Regions from separate parts of the Homo sapiens genome. Here region 1 is linked to region 2. The links are chromatin contacts, found by Hi-C or POLR2A ChIA-PET in ENCODE. All regions are on one chromosome and are shown on one strand. Each heading gives the region's core, a stretch centred on a gene start or an enhancer-like site at or near the end of the contact. The rest is flanking DNA. Distances are from core to core; before and after follow the strand shown.

Region 1 (6,056 bases), core at 2,409-4,908, 430 kb after region 2:
ATAGACCCTCCCAATCCTGCGACACCCCGAGGTGCCTCCAGCCCAGACCACTGTGATGTCTTGTCTTTTTTATTTATTTTTTTTTTTCGAGACGGAGTGTTGCTCTGTCGCCCATGCTGGAGTGCAGTGGCGTGATCTGGGCTCACTGCAAGCTCTGCCTCCCAGGTTCACGCCATTCTCCTGCCTCAGCCTCCCAAGTAACTGGGACTACAGGCGCCCGCCACCACGCCCGGCTAGTTTTTTGTATTTTTAGTAGAGACGGGGTTTCACTGTGATAGCCAGGATGGTCTCAATCTCCTGACCTCGTGATCCACCCGCCTTGGCCTCCCACAGTGCTGGGATTACAGGCTGTGATGTCTTTTTTTTCTGACACCAAATGTGTGGAGTTTGCTGAACACCAACCAATTCTCCAACACCAACAGGGTGCTGGAGCAACTCAGTTCTGACACCACCCAAAAAAAAGTTGGTACAGGACCCACAGGTTCAGGACTCAGTCCCACAACACTGCCCCCAAGGCAGGGGCCAGTCACACGTCCCCGGGGGCCCAGCAATACTTCTGGGCTACTGCCTATAGATCAGAAACTCCCATCACCCACTCCTCAAGTTCAATAATTTGATACAGCTATTCGCAGAACTCAGCAAAGCACTGTACTTATGTTTACCAGTTTATTGTAAAAGATACAACTCAGGAACAGTCAAATGGAAGAGCTGAATATGGCAATGGAAAGTGGTGGGGGAAGATGGAGCAGGTAAATAGCTGTGATTAATGAAATCCTTCAGCTCTGTGTTCTCCAAGAACAGCTTAATAAAAAGCAACACCCCTCTAACTTAGATGAAGCTCCTTCTTATACCTATCACAAAGCCAGGCACAGACTCTCAAATTCCCATTTTCCCCCTATAAACAGTCAGCTGAATAATTTTGTCTTCAGTTGTTAGAACAAAATACTTATTAACAAAACTGCTTAAGATTCTCTCCTTCTCCTAGGCCCATGAATTTGTCCCACCCTTTGCTTGAGCTAACATACAACTCCTATTTATGCCCCTCCTAAGAACAGGCTGATTTGGGAGTCAAACTTTCTCTAATCTAGGATCTGATTTGCCACCCTGCATCTTGTCCTCTCACTCTCACCTTTCTACTCTGGTTTGTTCCTCCAAACGAAAGAAAGCCCTTGTCTGCCTAAACTTTGAGATCCTGGAAGATATAGTTGGTGCTTTCCCTCTGTTGTAATACTCCTTTGAAGTAAGTAACTTCTTATCTAAATGTGAATTTGTTTTATTTGACAAAGTCTAGAAACAGCCCCAGAACAATAACAATTCCATCCTCAGAAAGAGCCTCCAGACTCCGACCCCAACAGCATCTGCCTGTGGATCCCAGCTCTCTAGGGCTCTATAGCTCCTCTCAGTATAAAGTGCTCCTTTCATGTTGGGGTGTGCAGGCTGGGACACCTGCAGGGGAGGCTCCCCAGTAAGAACTAACCGGGTCTTCAATGACCTTGTTTTGCAGGCTCAAGATTGGCCTTGGCTTAGAGTCACTGGGCTCCGACTTCTATTTCCCAGTCAGGGTTATTCACTTAGTTGTAAATGAGAAAATGCTCAGTGTTTGAAGAATCCAGCAAAATCACTCAAACACAGTGTTTATTTAAGAGAATAAAATTATAAGGCACTTACATTGTATACCTCAATAGAAAAAGCAAAACTCTCTATCAGTTTCAGACAATAAACATGTCACATTATTTCCGTAATTCAAATCATTCAGTAAACAATCACATATGAACATATCTAGGAGATGCCAAGTCCCATCTTGTAAAATTCAGTATTAAACTCAGACATCTAGATAATAGAGATATCAACTCCACAAGTCCTCTACCCTGCAAAAAAGAGGAACTAATATTTTGATGAAGCAATGTAATTCACCAATTAATCTACTACTTTTTTTGTGGAAATGTATTCATTTCCTATAGCCATACTGGAAGAGGATTTTCCCTATTACTTTCCCTGGTAGCATTCCCACAGCTACGCCCTGGGATTCTGTTTAAAATCACCCCTAAAAAGGAACAGGCCTGACAAACTTACTATACTCTAGGGAAGAAAAAGGTAAATCAGAATTTTTAACAAGTGAATATTTGACTATATATGTAATGTCTTTTCTGAAATCCACCTCTTAAACATTTTCTTACCTTTGAAACTCTACTGTTAAAATGCAATTGACAGTTAATAAAAAACTAAGGTTGAATTAAGTGAAAAAAATGTTTCAAGGTGTAAAACCCAGGAAGTGGCAATGCTGATTGGAACACAGACAAATCTGACTCAAGTGCCAAGTCAGGCCGTCCTATCACTTGGGACCTTCCTCTGTTTCCATACTGCTCACTGACCACCTTCCCGCCTTGCCCAGGAGCCACCACACTGTGCCCCACTGGGTGCCCCAAGTGGCTTGACTTTGCAGATTCTCGCGCCCCCTCACTGCAGTGGGTCTTCCTTGTCCTTTGGAACAGTTTTTCCCCCTTCACAAGTCTGAGAGAATCCAGATGTCAGAAATCATTTCTGTTTTTTCTTCTCAATATCAGCATCCAACTGGCTGACCAGCAATGTGTCCCCAAGGAACAGACGCTGGAGTTGGGTGAAGACAATCTGCATGTCCTAAGGGGTTAGCTTTGTAAATGAAGGGTAGGACCAGCTTCCTCTCAGCCCCAGGGCATCCATCTGCTCCCTTAAGAGGCTCCACCTCCATCACTGAGGCTGTCCTCTGGGAGGAAAGGAACAACGTGCTAATGTTCACTAAACATGCCTTGAGATGGGTCACCCCCAGACAATTATGAAACCCAGGCACAGAAAAAGACTGGAGGGTGGCTGAGGACACATGACCTTGTAAAATTTCCAAAGCAGAACCTCAAACCAAAGACATTCCGATAAGGTGTCTGTGCCTGGGGAAGATAAAAGAAGAGACACAAAGATTTTTTTTAAAGCAGTGTGTCAGGTGATTCTTCTCTGCTCACATAAAATGTTTACAAACAGAAAACAGATGTCTAAAAAAAGTGCCATCCAATGCTCTGTGAAAAAATGATGAAAACACTGTGTGTGAAATGTACAATAAAGGACACACAGGCTGGGGGGACAGGATGGTGGATGTGAGACCGTGCTTGCCACACATTTGGAAACGCAGTGGAAAACCAGTCCCCCTCTGGAGTGTTTAAAATAATTAACTAGCAATCAATTAGACTGAAGTAGCACTAGGACCATCGGTTCCTAAGGAAAAAAATCTAACTGAAATACATGTCTTGTAAATTACTACCTTAGGAAGAAACGATTTTCAGCCTGAACCAACCACAAACCTCCAATTAACCTCTCATTAAATAACCAGGAAATTTCCACCTGGACAGTCCACATAAGGCGACTCCACAACTGTAACTGTAACCAAGTTCTGAATTTGGTTCGCTTCCTTATGCCCCTTACAAAAGCCTTTGCTCCAAGCACCCACAAACCATGACTGGGCGCTCTGCATTGATGAACAGCTCTTTGCTCAAATAATCTCTTTAACGTTTAAACCTTGATTCCCTTTTCATTTTTACCAGGAGAAAGGAGGGCCTGGGACCCCACAGCCCACAGCTCCTCCCACGCAGTGGCTCCTCCTGGGTCGGGGCTCTCCCCCAGGCCCCTGCCGTCGCCACCGCACAGCTGCCAGCGAGGGGACGCGCCGGGCGGAAGTCGAGCGCAGAAGCGGACCGGACGCCGGGTGAGGCTGGCGGCCCAGCCCACATCCTGAGGCCAGGGGAAGCTGAGGGCCGGGCGGGTCCAGCGGGGTCTCGGGTCTGCAGACTCCGGAGGCAGCTGTGGGGAGGCCTGGGGCCGCCACAGCCAGTTCCAGCCCGTTTCCATCAGCCCCCTGCCCACCTCGGGACCCCGCCCACATACTCACCATTTCCCAGCTTCCCGGGTGTCCAGGCTGCTTAGCTATGGATCTCCTGATACCTGCAGGTCAGAGGGCAAGAGGCTGTGGCGGCCACCTGAGCTTCCCCGAGCAAAGCACGCCGAGCACAGAAGACGACCCAGCTGAGGCTGGCAGGAGAGACGAAGGCCCCGCCAGATCCCGGAAGCCGCGCCCTTCTGTCCGGCTGCACGCCCGATTGGACGGTTCCTACGTCAGCGCCCCTGATTGGATAGGGCTCCAGGCCCCGCCCCCTCAGTCCCTGAGTGACGGAGGATGTGATCGGACGCTGGGCTGAGGGCGACAAAGTGACAGGTTCTTGGCTGCAGCCTTTTCATGCAGGGCTTCCTGCTTGCGCTGGGCCTGGCCCAGCCCAGGGGGCATTTTCATTTAACCTTTTGTATAAGGTTATATCCATTTATAAATAATATATATATGTTATTCACAAATGAAAACAATATAATGGCAATGATTTTAACATTTCAGATTTTATGACCTTTCTGGCCTCTGGTAGTTTGATCAGGCAGCCTGAAATTTCAAAAAGGGAGGCAATCCTTTAAGAAATAAAATGTAAGCCACGTGTGAATTTTAAATTTCCTAGTAGCCACCTTTTAAACATTAAAAGTAACAGGTGAAACTGATTGTAATAATTTATTTAACCCAATATATTCAAAATATTATCATTTCAATGTATGATCAATATCTCAATATTCATCAATATATTAATGAACTATATAATTTTCGGTAGTCAATCTGTGAAACTCACTCTGTATTTCACCTTCCCAGCACGTCTCTGTTCAGCCACATTCCAGGCCCTCAGTACTCACACATGGCCAGTGGCTGTCACACTGCCGTGCAGCTCTGAGGGAGGTGAACGGTCTGAACCCTCATTTCCTTCCAGCAGTGAAAGATCGGTCCTCCTTATCAACGTCTCTCCCCAGGCCAAAGGCTGAAGGGACAGGGCCCTAGAGAGAGCAAGGGCTGCAAAAAGAGAGTGTCCACAGGTAGACCATTGCTGCCCCGCCTGCTGTCCATCTTCCTCCCAAAAATCAGACAGTCAAAAAAAGAACAATGGAGCCCCCAGGAGGACCTAATCCCCAGTCTTCAGGTCTTCCACAGCTTTGACTTCCAAAGTTTAGATATACAGAAAATAGATTAAACAAACTTCTGATATTGGTATTTGGCCTTGGCGCTAATAAACAGGCTATTGGTTGTCTTTTTCCTCCTATGGTGTGGGAGACTGGGTGAGTTTATGCACCAATCACGTGTACACATCTACATGTATCTCTACATAACTCACCACCGTCTAACAAGAGATCCAAATTTAAATAAAGGGAAAAGAAAATCAATACCTATAGGGTGCCTACTGTTTGCAGGTAACTAGTAATCAGTCTCTCATTGAATTCTGACATCCTGTCTGTAATGGGTGTGTGTGTTAGTTAGTTAGTGATGCATAACAAACCACCGAAACTTACTAGCTCATGATTCGGCTGGTCAGCAATTTAAGCTAAACTCAGCTGGGCAATTCTTTTGGTCTCAGCTGGGATCCTTCAGACATGTGTGGGCAGATGCTGATTGCAGCTGTTTCTAGGGGTGAGTTGCCTGTCAACTGGGGCACCTTCGTTCTTCTCCGTGTGGTATCTCGTTCCCCAGCAAGTTAATGTGTGCTTATTATCATAGAGATAACAGGATTCTGAAAGAAAAACAAAAGCACTCAAGTTTTGAACCTAGGTCCCAGACTAGCACACTGTTATATGTTCAGTTTTCTGTTGACCAGAGCAAATAAGACTCTAAACATTTTGAAATACAGATTTTGCCTCTTGAAGGGAGCAGCTATAAAAGCACTTTGCAAAGGACATGTATACAGGGAGGAATGAAGAATATTTGCAATCAGTATCATTATGCCTTTTCTTGCAGATGAGGTTTATATAAGTGTTCCTAGTCAAGAAACTTCCAAAACCCCACAGCTACTAAGCAGCTGGATTGGGATACAGAATCAACTGTAACTCCAAAGCCTGTGTACCTCCATAGACCATACTACTCATGCAACTGCCCTGGGTCTTCAAGGTTCTGGAGAGTTATACTTCTGCTGTTGAAGCAGAATTCTTTTGATATTTGTGCCCATATGGTACTG
Region 2 (5,440 bases), core at 465-2,964:
TATTACTTTGCATGGCAAACGGAAATTAAGGTTTGTCATCAACTGACCTTAAAATACGGAGATTAGCCTGGAGTATCCAGGTGGCCCCAATGAAATCACAAGGGTCTTCAATATGGCCGAGAGAAGCAGAAGAGAGGGTCAGAGATAGGATAATGCCTGCGGGGTCAGAGAGAGGTTATGTGGCGGCTTTGAAGATGGAGGGAGGTGGCCTCTAAAAGCTGGAAGGGGCCGGGAAACAGATTCTCTTCCTCAGGCCCAGAAAGCAGTACCGCTCTGTCGACACCCTGCTTTTAGCCCAATGAGACCCAATTTGGACTTCTCACGTGTAGAACGATAAGGTAGTAAGTTTGGGTCATTTAATGAGCCTGGTCATTCATGAACAGCAGCCATGGAAGATGATGCGGGGGTAGTTAGTCTGGAGAAGAGCTGAGAAGTGGCTCCCCCGCCATGACTGGAGTGCACACGGGCACACATCCACAAGCACAGGAGACACTCCCCACAGCCTTCCCAGCCCAGCATGGCAGGCATTCTGAGCTCCATTCTGTAGAGACCCAAGCAGGCGTCCTTCCTTGTTCAGGGGTCCACACCCAGTGCACAGCAGATCCAGGACAACAGCCTGCCGCTGTCTTCCTCCTCACTGGGTGAGGACAGGGCCTCTGTCAGCACTGGCTCTGGAGAGGAAACAAACCTGAAGCCACAGGAGGAGGGATTCCAGAGGGATTCCAGGTAGGTCGTTTTTAGACCATAAATATCAGGTAAAACTAGCAACTCCTTTTCTGAGCAACTGGAAAAGCAAAAGCAAAAATCAGCAGACAAGTCGTTCCATGTATGATGTCTCTTCATAAAAAGGACATTCTCAGGACTCTGAAAACAGATTCCATCTTTGTTGGCCTCAAAGTGAAGAACCGTAGTGCTCTCCTAGAGGCGGCACCACCATTAAATAAGAATGTGGGGGGGCGGGCGCGGTGGCTCACGGCTGTAATCCCAGCACTGTGGGAGGCCGAGGCGGGCGGATCACGAGGTCAGGAGATCGAGACCAGCCTGGCTAACAGTGAAACCCCGTCTCTACCAAAAATACAAAAAATTAGCCGGGAGTGCTGGCGGGCACCTGTAGTCCCAGCTACTTGGGAGGCTGAGGCAGGAGAACGCTTTAACCCAGGAGATGGAGCTTGCAGGGAGCCAAGATCGCGCCACTGCACTCCAGCCTGGGTGACAGAGCAAGACTCCATCTCAAAAAAAAAAAAAATATGGGGGCAGCAGGGAACAACAGGAGTTCTAGTCATTGTGGTTTTTCTGTTTGTGTTTTTCTTTTCTTTTTAAGACATGTGATCTTGCTGTGTCACCCAGGCTGGAATGCAGTGGCTCAATCTTAGCTCACTGCAGCCTTGAACTCCTGGGCTCAGGCGGGCCTCCTGCTTCAGCCTCTGAGTAGCTGGACTGCAGGCGTGCGCCTGCACCGGCTTATTCTGTTTTTTTCTTAAAGACTTTAGGGAACTAAGATCATGGGAATCTAAATAATAAATGAATTCACTGCCTCATTACCTCTGGATATCAGACCACAGGCCTGGTGTCAGTTAAAATTGCATGTCATCCTTGGCCTGAGGAGGAAACAGGTCGGCGAGGCTCCAGGATAGGCTGCGAGCCCATGCTGACTCCCGCCTGCTCCCGGGTGGGCTCTGCAGGCCTGGCTCAGAGTTCCCTGGCAGGATGTGCTGCTCACCAGAGCCAACAGCTGTTGGGTGAATACTGCTGAAAGGTAACCGCAAGCTGGCAGCATTTCCAGGTCAAAAAACCCTCCCCAACCCTCACACAGCCCTGGTTTGCTCGTGAGCTTGTCTATGATATGTGACTCCCAACAGCTGCACAACACTGCGTCCTCCCTGAGAGCTGCAGCAGCAGTCACCGTCCACACGGTCAGCAGGGAGGATAGGTAAACACATACAAGATCAACCGCAAAGTAGCATTCGTGTTTCTAGCTGGGACCCACAGCTGTCTCTGCTGCTCTTCTAGTCTTCGGAAGTGCCTGTCTCACATGCACTGCCAACATCTACACACCCTGTCACAAGAGACCCCCAGACCACAGCCTTCCAGACGTCTCCATCTACACACCCTGTCACAAGAGACCCCCAGACCACAGCCTTCCAGAAGCCTCCATCTACACACCGTGTCACAAGAGAGACCCCCAGGCCACAGCCTTCCAGAAGCCTCCATCTACACACCGTGTCACAAGAGACCCCCAGACCACAGCCTTCCAGAAGCCTCCATCTACACACCGTGTCACAAGAGACCCCCAGACCACAGCCTTCCAGAAGCCTCCATCTACACACCGTGTCACAAGAGACCCCCAGACCACAGCCTTCCAGAAGCCTCCATCTACACACCGTGTCACAAGAGACCCCCAGACCACAGCCTTCCAGAAGCCTCCATCTACACACCGTGTCACAAGAGACCCCCAGACCACAGCCTTCCAGAAGCCTCCATCTACACACCGTGTCACAAGAGACCCCCAGACCACAGCCTTCCAGAAGCCTCCATCTACACACCGTGTCACAAGAGACCCTCACACTACAGCCTTCCAGAAGCCTCCATCTACATACCATGTCACAGGAGACCCTCAGACCGCAGCCTTCCAGAAGCCTCCATCTACACACCATGTCACAAGAGACCCTCAGACTACAGCCTTCCAGAAGCCTCCATCTACATACCATGTCACAGGAGACTCTCAGGCTGCAGCCTCCCAGAAGCCTCCTGAGGAAAGCAGGGCTTCATCTGAAGACAGGTCACTGGCACTAAGCTTACTTGTTTTTTTGAGACAGGGTCTCTGTCTGTCGCCCAGGCTGGAGAATAGTGGTGTGATCACGGCTCACTGTAGCCTCGACCTCCTCAGGCTCAGGTGATTCTCCTACCTCAGCCTCCCCAGTAGCAGGGACTACAGGTGCTCACCACCATACTCAGCTAATTTTGTATTTTTTGTAGAGACGGGGTTTCACCATGTTGCCCAAGCTGGTCTCAAACTCCTGAGCTCAAGCCATCCACCCACCTCGGCCTCCCCAAATCCTGGGATTACAGATGCGAACTACCGTGCTGGGCCTAATCTTACTGTTTTAATGTAAAAATGGACAGTCTTGAGGAAGACAGATTGGTAAGATTCATATCTTCATGAGAAAAAAAATAGAAAAAAAAAAAAACAAACTGTACGACCCCCTTAAAAGAGAACCTGGTATGTTTAAGCAGAAGCAGTCCTATCAGACAGCTACCTGTCCCAGTGACAGGATGCTGGGCTGAAGGAAAATGAGGGCATGAATCCAGGCCCTCAGCCCTCCCATACAATTCTCCCAATGATAAGTGTGAGAACACCGTCTCCTGTTCTGTTTCTGGTAATGACAGGCAGGTGCTCATGAGTGTCTTCGTGTGCACTCAATAACCCTTCTGTTAGCAACAGTTTAAAAGGCTATTTTTCGAACTACCTTGGACTATAATACAAAATAGAATAGCATGGAAAATGGTTTTTTAGAATTACAAATTTTCTTAAAACAAGGTCTGACAAGACAGGAAACTGCCAAGCCAAATTCTAGGGGAAAGCCTGGCCCGAAAGAGGCACGTGGAATATCGGGGCACCAGAGCCACTTTGCCCCAGTGGCCTTTGCTGGAAAAAAAAGAAAAATGCAAAGTACAAACACACTGAGGGGTCCCCTCCAAGGCCTCACGGAACATGGCAGAGAAGTCCATGCTGACTCCCTAGGGTGAGGGTCTCACGGGAGACCCTGTCTGCATCACACAGACCTGCAGGAAAGGGGCCGGTCTCTGAGGAGCTGGGCTCCAGGAGGATCCTTGCTTGGTTTCCTCCCTGGGGCAGCATCTTGGCAGCCCCAGCACCTGGAGGGCGAAACCCCGTGGACGGGGTGGTGGATGCAGTGCACAGGTGCTGACCACATGGGACGCACACACATGCTTATAGTCTTAGCTCATTTCACAATTTTTAAAAGCTTTACAAAAATCGGTCTCGGCCCAGAACATTTTGGCAATTTTCGGGCGATGAGCAGATGAGCAGAAAAGTGAAACTCAGAGAAGCTTCAATTGCTGAGCAGGGAGGGAGCAGCCCGGGGTGGGGGCCGGAGGCGCAGTCTGGAAAGGCAACGGGTGAGTGTGCTGGAGCCGGAAGCCTGAGGGCTGCTCCTCCAGGGGCCTGATATGCACAAGGGGTGCTGCAAGATGGGCCTGCATTTCTGTTTCCTCCTTTGGAGGCAGAGGGAGAGGAAACAGGGTCTTAAGTTTCTAAAATGGAATTTCCTGATAGTAAGGTCCAGCCAGTGGAGTTGGTGAAACAGCCTTTTCTGGAGTCCCTAGGAGGATTGCTTTTCTCATTGCTGCAGAAAGGCAGTCTGTGTTCTCACGGGCACATGTACACACAAACACACACTTGCACACACACACACGCACCTACGTGCATGGACAGACACCACTACCACTTGTATAAACTCCCAGGCTCCCTTCTGGTACAAAAGCCTTTGAGTCATACTCAGCATGAACAGATGCTCAGTGCAGGCTAGCTTAGGAACGCTCCCAGGAGCTGGTGCTGTGAGGGAGGGTGCAGGACAGGGAATGGCTGGTGCTGGGAGGGAGGACCCAGGACAGGGAACGGGAGAGTGGATCCCCCTGTTCCCCAGAGCTCCAGCTCATACTTGGAATACGTTTTGCCCTTGACTGGGTCTCCGGAGGCTGCAGCTGGTAAAGATAACCTGTGTCCCCATGGATCCTCACCTCCTGGGTCCCGTCCCCGTGGATCCTCACCTCCTGAGTCCCGTCCCCGTGCGGCCTCACCTCCTGAGTCCCGTCCCCATGGATCTTCACCTCCTGAGTCCCTTCCCCGTGGATCCTCACCTCCTGAGTCCCTTCCCCATGGATCTTCACCTCCTGAGTCCCGTCCCCATGGATCTTCACCTCCTGAGTCCCTTCCCCGTGGATCCTCACCTCCTGAGTCCCGTCCCCATGGATCTTCACCTCCTGAGTCCCGTCCCCGTGGATCCTCACCTCCTGAGTCCCATCCCCATGGATCCTCACCTCCTGAGTCCCATCCCTGTGGGGCCTCACCTCGTGAGACCCGTGGTGGGTCACCTTCACCAAGACCTCCTTCTGTAGGTCATAGCCCCTGGAATCTGACGATGCCAAATTTTTCACCTTCAATTCCATGTTAAGTCCCTGGTAAAAGAAACACTTCTCACTAAATAATTGTACATTCTGCTGGGCACAGTCCCTCATGCCTGTAATCCCAGCACTTTGGGAGGCTGAGGCGAGTGGATCGCTTGAGCCCAGGAGTTCAAGACCAGCCTGGGCAACATAGCAAAACCCCATCTCTACTAAAAATACAAAAATTAGCCAGGCATGGAAGTGCACACCTGTAATCCCAGCTACTTGGGAGGCAGAGGTGGGAGGATCACTT

What was found. A loop is a pair of places that touch in the nucleus more often than their neighbours do. ChIA-PET counts read pairs that join two places held with the same protein, here RNA polymerase II (POLR2A). Pooled maps may share reads with other maps.
Region 1: a pooled map shows a loop between it and region 2 (3-fold over the local background). The contact joins two enhancer-like sites. A Hi-C loop is called at or near these places in 2 of 37 single-sample maps with no recorded cell type and 6 of 50 pooled maps. POLR2A ChIA-PET finds 5 or more read pairs at or near these places in 1 of 52 experiments (BJ).

What each region holds. Positions count from the first base shown.
Region 1 is chr1:247,206,778-247,212,833 of GRCh38, forward strand. No RefSeq gene overlaps it. Among named protein-coding and RNA genes, the nearest start is that of MIR3916, 7.7 kb to the left of the region's middle. RefSeq lists silencers at 3,672-3,881, 4,022-4,281 and an enhancer at 3,688-4,187. Within about 2 kb of position 3,659, at least 35 of the 41 ENCODE cell types and tissues checked have a DNase peak (open chromatin) inside an H3K27ac peak, as active enhancers do.
Region 2 is chr1:246,780,902-246,786,341 of GRCh38, forward strand. It overlaps the pseudogene KIF28P. Among named protein-coding and RNA genes, the nearest start is that of LINC01341, 6.0 kb to the right of the region's middle. RefSeq lists an enhancer at 1,843-1,962. Within about 2 kb of position 1,715, at least 7 of the 41 ENCODE cell types and tissues checked have a DNase peak (open chromatin) inside an H3K27ac peak, as active enhancers do.